2 separate regions of the Homo sapiens genome follow, and region 1 is linked to region 2. Evidence: chromatin contacts called from ENCODE Hi-C or POLR2A ChIA-PET data. All regions are on one chromosome and are shown on one strand. The core of a region is the stretch at or near the end of the contact, and the rest is flanking DNA. Distances in the headings are between cores, read along the strand shown. Region 1 overlaps LOC107984559 (a long non-coding RNA gene). Region 2 holds the start of CDADC1 (cytidine and dCMP deaminase domain containing 1).

What was found. A loop is a pair of places that touch in the nucleus more often than their neighbours do. ChIA-PET counts read pairs that join two places held with the same protein, here RNA polymerase II (POLR2A). Pooled maps may share reads with other maps.
Region 1: a map of chondrocyte shows a loop between it and region 2 (2.0-fold over the local background). The contact joins the enhancer-like site here to the promoter of CDADC1 in region 2. A Hi-C loop is called at or near these places in 1 of 168 maps with a recorded cell type or tissue (chondrocyte) and 2 of 50 pooled maps. POLR2A ChIA-PET finds 5 or more read pairs at or near these places in 2 of 52 experiments (H1 and activated T-cell).

What each region holds. Positions count from the first base shown.
Region 1 is chr13:48,889,549-48,895,029 of GRCh38, reverse strand. All of the region lies in intron 2 of LOC107984559 (a long non-coding RNA gene), which reads right to left. Among named protein-coding and RNA genes, the nearest start is that of FNDC3A, 84 kb to the left of the region's middle. Within about 2 kb of position 3,254, at least 7 of the 41 ENCODE cell types and tissues checked have a DNase peak (open chromatin) inside an H3K27ac peak, as active enhancers do.
Region 2 is chr13:49,245,694-49,250,903 of GRCh38, reverse strand. It overlaps CDADC1 (cytidine and dCMP deaminase domain containing 1), which reads right to left and starts at 2,979. Exons shown (of 10, transcript NM_030911.4): 1 at 2,785-2,979; 2 at 1,939-2,033. The coding sequence starts at 2,866. It overlaps LOC105370203 (a long non-coding RNA gene), which reads left to right and starts at 3,064. Exons shown (of 2, transcript NR_135318.1): 1 at 3,064-3,269. RefSeq lists enhancers at 2,857-3,086, 2,556-3,118.

The sequences.
Region 1 (5,481 bases), core at 2,005-4,504, 360 kb after region 2:
TGTTCACTAATATATAGCCAGCAGTTAGACAAGGGCACATAGAAAGTAAGTGCTTGAGTACATACCATGGTGAATAAATCAACTTTTGGAATGTGCAAGAGTTTACCTAATACATTCACCCAACAACCTCAAATGTCAGGTCTTCCATCTGACTGCTGTGGAAATGGGTTAATAGCCTTAAGGGTTTTAACACTGGACTAGGTGGTCTTTTATACAATCTGATATTCTCTGCTTTCCAGCCATACTATATCACTAATTAGCTAGGTAATGCTATCTATATGGAAATTATAAAGATACATTCACACATTTATCTTTACTAAAATTCTTACTGCTTGAAATAAATAATGATCAATAACACTTTTATTTTTTAAATGTAGTTTTCTTTTTTAAAAAGCTGAATAATCCTTTCTTCAAATGAAAAGCTTATGAGGAAGCCTAATACATATGAGACAAAATGAAGTCAACTGAAAGAAATAAGAATGAGGCAGAAGACGGGGAAGATTTACAGTTTTATCTACTCCCCGGAAGTAAAACCCTTTTCCTCATTGCAGCCCCTGGAATAGTTTGATTATTACTGGATTATAATAATAATAATAAGTAATTTTTTTGAGTAATTAGTAGGTACCAAGTACTTTACATGTATCATCTTGTCAATTCTCATAACACCCCTATGAAATAAGTATATTGTTATTGTCTGTATTTCGCGAATAAGGAGACTAAGGTTTAAAGAGCTAAAAGTAGCTCGCTCAATATCTTTGTGGTAGTCATTTTCCAAGATAGCTGCCAGTGATTTTCACATTCTGGTGTCAGTGCCTTGAGTAGTCCCCTTTCACATTAAATCTGGGGTGGACAGTGTGACCAGTAGAACATGGCAGAGTTGATGGGATATAAATTGCAAGGTGAAGCCATAAAGGCATTGGAGCTGCTTTGCTTTCCTGGGTCACTGTGGGGTAAGCCAGTTGCCATGTCATCAGAACATTCAAGCAACCAGTGGAGAGGTCCATGTGAAAGGAAATTAATCTCCCTGCCCATAACCTCCACCAACTTGTCATGTGAGTAAGCTGCCTTAAATGTAGATCTTCCAACCCCAGTCTAATTTTCAGATGACTGTAGCCCTAGCCAATATCTGACTGCAACCTCATGAGAAACCTTGTGTCCAAGACCACCCAGCCAAGCTGCTCCCCAAATCTGACCTACAGAAACTGTGGAAGACAAAAAAAATGATTATTGCTGTCATAAGCCAGAAAGTTTTGGGGGTGATTTGCTATACAGAATAAGGTAACTGGTTCAGCCTTGCAGACAGTTAAATGGCAGAACCAACATATTTAACCCCAAATGTCATTCTAGAACCTATTCTCTTAACCATGAATGCTCTGTTTGCTTACACACTCATTTTTAACACAAAGTTAAAAGTTATTCAAGCATCTCACAAACTCCATGTCACAGATAAGAAAACTGAGGCATGAAGAGGTTAAAAACATAATTGGTGATGACCAAGTGTGGTGGCTCACTCCTGTAATCCCAGCATTTTGGGAGGCTGAGGCAGATGGATCACCTGAGGTCAGGAGTTTGAGACCAGCCTGGCCAACATGGTGAAACTCCATCTCTACTAAAACTACAAAAATCAGCCAGGTGTGGGGGCAGGTGCCTGTAGTCCCAGCTACTTGGGAAGCTGAGGCAGGAGAATCGCTTGAACCTGGGGAGGCGGAGGTTGCAGTGAGCCAAGATTGCACCACTGCACTCTAGCCTGGGCAACAGAGAGAGACTCCATCTCAAAAAAAAAAAAAAAAAAAAAAAGAAAGAAAGAAAAAAAAATTAATTGGTGGCCGGGTGGCCTAATTCCAAGACCTATTCTCTTAGTCACTATGCTACGTTGATGTCATTATCAGAATTATCCTTCAATAATATTAAACTGGAGATGGAATGCCAAGAATAGAATGAAAAGGAAAGAGCCTAGAGGTGTGCACTTTCACTGGGAGGCTTTTGCAATTATTGAGGAAAACAGTTATTTGAAAGAAACAAGGCCTCTGTCGTGGAGAGTAACTACTGAAATATTTCTCAAAATATCCTTGATACCACTATCAGCTACTGAAGATTTGGATGAGCAGGCTCTTGGTGTGACACAATACGATATTTCTTGTATTGCAACAACCTCTTCTCATTGGTCAATCTTCCAGAAGAAACTTAACCATGGTCATTGCCCAACCCATTCTCCCAAATGATGAGAGTTGAACCAATTGAAGATTGCTTTCAGCATTCGCTATTATGTTTAGTCTCTGTTTTCCTGTAGCACCCTAATAATTGTCTTTATATTAAAATATACATGACTGTTTTTGAAAGAGGAAAGATAATGGACCAAGATTTTCTGTCTTTGAAGTAAGCTAACGAATCAGTATAATTGGAACGAGAAATCCTGGCACAGGAAGAGAGAACTGATTGTGCTCTGTCCTTGGTAGAATTTTGAGTCATTCATGCAGTATAGTGTCTGGAGAGTTCTAGTGAGTCATGCATTGCTAACTATGGAAGAAAAATGTATTTTCTAAAGTTGTCTGTTATTACTCATGTCTTTCAGTCAGGATCAGCAGATGCTGGTATCCTATTGACTGGTGATCTAATAGAAAGTTTCTCATAGACAGGTCTGACACAATTTCCCTCTAACTCTGATAAATTTGGCACAAGTCCTTTTATTTGCTTGCAAGATGTTTGCATTAACATTGTGACTTATTTTTGGCTTGGTGTTAGAAGGAGTGTTTAGTAACAAAATGGAGCATTTGGATTTTGTGGCAGCCAGGAGGAATGCTCTTATTTTATAATGAAACAACTGAACAAATGTTCCTTACAGTGATTCATTCCTCATGTGGGAAAAATTTCATTTTATATATACTCTTTCTCTCTCTATTGGACACATAAAGCTGTTTTACCTTCAATATTTAGGCAGAATTTTCAGTGAGCAATTTGGGAACAATATCTGTAAATTACAAAGATAGGCACCTCTGCAAAAGTAACCATAGGATTGAATGTCAGGAACCACTTGGGTTCTATTCCTAACTGGGCCAGAGTTTGCATATGACCTTGAGCTATTCACTTAATCTTTTTTAAACTTAGGTTTTCTGTCTGAAATGGGCAGAAAATTGCCTACCTATTTAGCTAAGGCAGAAACAATTTCCTGATAGGGAGATGACTCAGCGGCCCAGGGCAGCTGTGTAGCCTTTTGTCCTGGGCATCTTCAGGGAGACAGAGACAGCCAGAAGACTGGAGACCAGACCACGCAAATGAATCCTGACATTCAGGAAGCATAAAGAGGCCGAGTCATCATGGCCTGCTATTTGTCAGGCACTGTGCTAAGACCTGAGAGATGATGGCCAACCAGACACAACCAGGGTCTCTGTCCTCATGAAGTTTACTGCCTAGTTTGCTTTTTACATGTTTGAGGTTATTCAGCAAGAGCTTCTATCATTTTATTATCTGGATCTGAGTCTTTTTTTAAGCACAAGATTATTCAGAATCACTGCCCAAAAAATACAACCCTAGGAGTCTTGTGGGAGAGGAGTTTGATATTTTATGAAGTATTGATAAGATGGGCATGAAAAGAAGTGCAATGTCTGATGGTGTTATTCCAAAGTTTGACTCACTAGTCTTAATGGGAGCAATAGGTTCATCTTGACATCAGGTAATGACACCATTACCTGAGATGAGAATGTGGAGAGAGCTTTTTAAATGTCTTGCATGGACTTTCACATCAGAGTTAATACCCCTCATCTCCACTGCCTGCAGTGAAGCTTCTTCTTATCAATCTAATGTAGTCCAACTTGGATGATGGGTGATTGGTCTTTAGCAGTTGAATGATGGGTTCTAAACGGGAGAACTGATCCTGATCTTCTGTGGTCAGGGGCGCACCCAATGATGGTGACATGGCATCCTTCGTCTTGCACCACGTTTTTGGTCTCAGCACAGAAGTGTTCTTCCCACAAAAGGAAGTTTAAAATGCCCCTCCTCTTGCCACTGTGAGTGTTGCTTTCCACTGAGGAATGCAGCCACAGGTGCCGAGATTAGGAAGGTGGGAAGAGAGCTGCACCATCACACAGTGGGTCCATCTGCTTCAGCTGATGTCAACTGTCTGGGAGTTCCTAAGTCCTCCAGCATTAGTGGCTCATCTGTTTCATTATAATTTTCAAATTAAAATGGTTCAAAATCCTCTTCTACTTATGATGGGTGTCCCAGAAGCCTTGAAATATCTCTCATGGTTTAGGGAGTTTATATTTCAAGTCATTTCTGAATCAAAACTTCTGCTTCATCTGAATTCTTTTTCACCTCTCTTCTTATTATCCCCTACATATGTTGTCCACCTCTTCCCCCTAGCATTACACCCTATTAGGAACTGCCCGATTCCTTCATCCTCTGAAGCCCCACTGATCTGAGTCGGTGGAGGGGGGTTACATCACAGCAAACAACTTAAAACAGATGTTGAGCGCTCCTGATCTTACAAGTTCTTTGGCCATTCCTGCTCAAGTAAATTTCTCACTGGCTCTGTCCTTCACAGACCTCTTTTTCACTATCTTATTGAACTCTCTTCTTATTCCTAAAGCTCAACTTCTCTCTCACTATATTACTGTAGGGAATTTGGTTCTTTTTTGCCTCTGTCTCAAAACTCAGCTCTGGACTTCATACCAGACAGCTGGTTTTTGGAAGGAAATATGACAAAGTATAGCATTTTAAAAAATGTTTTCAGGACAACCATATATTCAACGTTCTCTTTCCAATGACGTATAAAAATTTTACTATTTTTCTGCTATCATATAGAGTTTAAGTTCTTTGGAAGAATGGACAGAGATGAAATATGAGGAGGCACAAATGTTGGAGTAATGGTATGTTTCATGGCCCTTTCCATAGGCAGTTCAGTTCACAGCATGGCTGTTTATTTCCTTCTGGGCCAGCAATAGAGCATCTTTCTGCTGCTTCACCTTTTAAAGGGCTCACCAGATTAGGTAGGCCCACCCAGGTTAGTTTCCCTTTTGATTAACTCAAAGTCAACTGAATAGGAACCTGATCATGGGAGTGATATCTCATCATAGTCACTGGTCCTGCCCACATTCAAGAGGATGGAACTATGGCAGGGCCTATTTATTAGGAGGTGGGAATCTTGGAGGCCATCTTAGAATCCTGCCTACCATAAATGATGACTGTCTTTCATCTTTCAGAACATATTAGGATATGATAATAAATATTAAAAATCAAATGCCTCACCAGAGATCCAATATCAAACTGGTACTAAGTCTTTTCTCTATAATGTCTTCCTGATTTTCTTTCTACAATTTGAAACATTGAACTGTTTTCTGTATATGATATAGGCTTCCCCAAAATTGAACATAAGGCTGTATTAGAAAAAGTCAATCTGACACCAGCCATCTGCAGAACCAAAGCATTTTAAGCAATGATTTATAAATGGGAGCCTGGAGAGTTTGAGGAATACCTAAAACTAAA
Region 2 (5,210 bases), core at 1,730-4,229:
ACATGTAGAGCCAGAGTGGGGGGATGAGGGTGAGAAATATGGAATAACGATGTATAATATTTTAAATAATGTTTTACTATCTATAAAACACTTCACATAGGAATTGGGGGAGGAAACTACACCAAGAGATATCATTTTATTATGAGAAGCGAATATCCTCACATCCTGTTAAAATTCCTCAATGCAATTCCTATATTGATAAGATAAAATCTAAACTCCTTTGCAAGGCATACAATGCTTTTTATGATATGATTCCTGTCTACATTGTCAAGCTCCTTTCCAGTCTCTTCCCTCTACCTAACTTCACTTTCTGGCCTGAGGACCACAAATTCTCTCATTGCTCCAAGCTTTTCCATGTAGAGTTCCTTGGCTTGGGCAAAAGTCCACTAATCCTTCATGTCTCAGTGCAAATACGACCTTCTCTGTGAATCCTTCCTTCACTTCCCCATATAGAGCCTGGCTCCCAGTCTTGCCAACATCTCTGCTTATACTATGTACTCACTCCACCAATTCTGTTTTAATTGTTTAAATGCCTAGTGTTTCTACTCATTAGAAAATAAAGACCATGTTTTTTCTGCTTTGTGTCTCCAGTGCCAAGCACAAAACCTCATCCACAGTAAAATGAAAAGAGTAGGTGGTCTCCTAAGAGTACTGTGGGAATTTAAGGATTTATAGTCTTTCTCTGGAAAATCTAAAGCAACCTTTCAGCAGAATTATGGGCAAGTTGGAAACCTCAGCGAGTACATGCAGAATATAACTACAACTTTGTAAGAGTAAAAATAAAAAACCTCATGCTTAAGATTGGAAGCACCAAAATATTAACAGTAATGTTGTTAGAGTGGTGAGAAGCCATGTGTAATTTTCTGCCCCACCCCCCTCATTTTACCTCTGTTTTAAAAAAAGTCTTAAATGCTCAACTTAACCTAATACTATTTTCCAATGGCCGTGGCCCCCTATAAAAATTAATGCCAACACCCTAAGCTTCCAAAATTATCAAACAGAAATGATGAGAACCTAGCATCATGCCATTCCAAGCATGGAGGAAAATGAGAACCTAGCCCCTTGTTGCCCCAAGGGTAGGAGAAAGAAAAGACGCAGGATGTTTATACTTCCAATTCCAATATATTGGCTTTTATGATTATTCTTACTATACATTTCTGATTTTTTTTTTGAGATGGAGTCTTGCTCTGTCACCCAGGCTGGAGTGCAGTGGTGCAATCTCAGCTCACTGTAACCTCCAACGATTCGTTCAAGCGATTCTCATGCCTCAGCCTCCCGCGTAACTGGGACTACAGGCGGATACCACCACTCCTGGCTAATTTTTGTATGTTTAATAGAGATGGGGTTTCACTATGTTGCCCAGGCTGGTTTTGAACTCCTGACCTCAGGTGATCCACCCACCTCAGCCTCACAAAGTGCTAGGATTACAGGCGTGAGCCACTGCACACAGCCCATTTCTAATCTGTTTTGATCCTGTCTTTCAAGATCCAAAAAGAGACTACTTCCATCCAACATTAATCAATTAGCACTCATATAATGCTAGACTCTAAAGGGTATATGCTAGGTAAAATAAGACATGGTCTCTATCTCCAGGCAATTTATATATTTCTGTGGCAGAGGAGTAAACTACCTAGATAAAACACCAACAGTATATATAATTGGGGGAAATTATGTGGTATAGACAATAATCTTATTAGCCGAACTGACATATGAATACCATTAGTACCCGATAAACATGGTATTCTCAGAAAGTATTTTTAGAATGGAAGATGACTTATTACGGCTGGGAATTATAAAGTGTCATGTTAATCAATAAAGATATTTTTTAAATCTTAAGCCTTGTTAAGTTTGGTTTTAGGTATGACAGAAACTGGAGCAATAAACTCAGATTTTAAACCACTGCTTTTCTAAGGGGAAAAACTATGAAACAAATTATACCTGAGATTTTTGCCGCTGGGCTTCTGCTGGAAAGAGCTCCATCCAGAGGCTGAGCAGAGTGAAAAGGTTGACTTTAGAAAGCCTTGGTATCTGACCTACAAAAGAGACGACAAACACTTTAAACTTTGTTACTAATGGTGAAAAAGGGAGCCAATCTCAATGCCACTTAGGTGCTGCAGCCTAAGCCCAGCTGCTTTCGCAAGAGGCACAGAAAAAGATAGGGGACAAGAGAGTCAGAGGTATCTTAGCAGTAGACGCTTCAGCCTTAGTCGTGGCTACCTCCTTCTCCACTTAAAAAGTTGAGCCTTCTTTCTCCAGCCCTCACCCTGCAGGAAAAAACGGTACAGCTAATACACATAGCTGAGGGGGACAACCCAAAGCAAGCTGTGAAAAGTCTTCGCATCTGACGTCGTCGTGGTGCAAGCTTTTCTTTGGACTGTGATGGGGCGTTGCTAAAAGGAAAGCGATTAGAACACAACCCGAAAAATGCGCTGACCTTCGACGGTAAAGCAGTCGAAATACAGGAAAGCGTCACGTGCGGTTAATTTGGAAATCAAGGCAAAAGCGCCGTTTGGAAATGTTCAGGCTCTTTGACCTCAGAGGCCCCAGCTCTAGGTCCTGTGAGAAGTAGCTAACAGGGGTAAAAAGCGAGACTTCAAAAGCCAGTGCGACCGAGCCGATTGGTCCTGGCGACCGCGGAGGGGACACGCAGAGGGCGGGCAGGAGACATCCAAAAGCAGCAGGGGAGGCAAAGAGGCTCAGACAAGGAATCTGGAGTTCAATGACGGGAGACGCACAGGGCAGAGCGAAAGGTAGGGTGGCGGGAGCAGGGTCCCGGACACTCACCGGTCATGCTGCCAGTCTGGGTGCTGACTGACCGCCCGGCCCTCGCGCTCTCCAGATTTTGCATCTGCCCAGCTTCTTTCATCCCAAACCTAGCGTCCTCTGCTGCCAAGGAAACCTCTCCCAGTCAGACATGATCTCGGCCCTAGCGCCCCCGCCTCTCGCCTCCTCTCAGCAACTGTAAGGCAACGGCCCACTAGGCGCAGCCAGATGACGCCTCAAGCTTGACCGCCACTTCAGGGCTCCTCGTGTGACGTCATAGAGAGGCGGGGCTTTGGCGCCAGAGGGCTGCCCCTCGGCCGGTGACCGAGTTAAGCACCGAGCTGTAAATCGCTTGAGACCTGTATTTGGTTGTTTTGTTGGTTTTGCCAAGTAAGGTCACTTGAGGATTTCTTGGCTCGAGGTCCCAGGTTGCGCAGACTCTGACTGCATCGAGTTGAGAATTTTGGTCAGAATGTTAAAGTGGAAACCTACCCCAGGCTGTCATGGTCAGTGTTTTAGAGAACTTCTTGGGTTGGGGTGTGGAGCTGGGCGGTCCAGGATGTTCTGTCATCAGAGACTGGCGGGTTCTGGGGAACTTGGTGCCATGGAACACAGTAGGGACGTTCTGCTTCTCATCAAGAACATGAAGACATTAAGAGGTGGAATTGTAATGGGGAAAAAGGTGAGAGGAGGCAGTAGGAGTTATTTTGTTTTTAATTTCTAATGTCTAGTTTATTTCCACAAAACATCTGTATCATACCAGTTCTTTGAAATTTGTTCAGACTTGTTTTATGACCTAGATCAGCACTGTCCAGTAGGATTTCCTGTAGTATTCTATATCTGCACTGTCCAATATGGTAGCCACCAGCCACATGTGGCTATTGAGCATCTGAAATGTGGCCAGTACAACCAAGGAACTGCATTTTTAACTTCATTTAGTTTTAATTAATTTACATTTTAAGTAGTGACATGTGGCTATTGGCTACTACTGTATTGGACAACATTACTCTAGACTCTCCTCCTGGAATTCCTATTAGGCATAGGTTAAACCTTCTGAGGTTCTAAATTATTATTTTTAAAATATTGCATCATTTTGTTTCTCTGAGCCACATTCTGGCTAATTTCTTCAGATCTATCTTTCAGCTTGCTATTTATTTCTTTGGCTTGTAGAATTTTTTCTAGTTCGCCTGTTCTGAGGGTAAAGCTCTTCAGGTGATTTGACTATATCCAGAGAACTCCATTCTGCACCTTTCCTGAAGTGTAGACTTTGTTGACAGTGCCTTCATGGCAATTAACACTAAGGTTTAAAGACAGGCCATGGACTAGGAGAAAATATTTGCAAAGCATGTATCCAACAAAGGACTCATATCCAGAATATATAAAGAACCATATAAACTCAGAGTAAGTAAACAGTCCAGTTAGAAAATGGATCAAAGACTTGAATAGTCATTTCACCAAAGAAGATATACAGATGGCAAATAAACATGTAAAACAGTGTTCAGTGTCATTGGCCATTAGGGAAATGTATATTAAAACCACAATGAGATTCTACTACACACCTATTTAAATGGCTAAAATAACAAGTACTGACAGCACTAAATGCTAGTGAGGATGCAGAGCAACCGGATCTCTCAAACATTGCTGGTAGGACTATAAAATGGCATAACCACTCTAGAAAACAGTTTGACAGTTTCTTATAAAGTTGCACATATGCTTATCATATCACCCAGCAATCACACTCCTGGGTATTTATCCTAGACAAACCAAAACTTATGTTCAAACAAAACTCTGTACATGAATGTCATGGTGGCTTTATTTTTAATAGTCAAAAACTGAAAACAGGCCAGGCATGGTGGCTCACACCTGTAATCCCAGCACTTTGGGAGGCCAAGGCGGGCGGATCATGAGGTCAGGAGTTTGAGATCAGCCTGGGCAACATGGCGAAACCCCGTCTCTACTAAAAATACAAAAAATTAGCCAGGCGTGGTGGCATGTACCTGTAGTCCCACCTACTCAGGAGGCTTAGGCAGGAGAATCACTTGAACCCGGGAGGCAGAGGTTGCAGTGAGCCAAGATTGCACCACTGCACTCCAGCCTGGGCGACAGAGTGAGACTCCATCTCAAAAACAAAAAAACAAAAAAACTGTAAACAAGCCAAACAGTCCTTAGTGAATGAATAGAAAGCAAACTGGAGTATATCCATGCCATGGGACACTACTCAGCCATAAAAAGTAATGAGCTATTGATACGTACAACTTGAATGAATCTCAAGGGCATTGTGGTGAGTTTTTAAAAGCCAGTCTTAAAGTGTTGTATACTGTATGATTCCATCTAGATACCATTCTCATAGCCAAAGAAAAATTATAGCATTGAAGAACAAATCCATGATTGCCAAATGTTATGGTTGGGACAAGGGTCTGACTGTTAAGAGGTAACACGACAGAGTT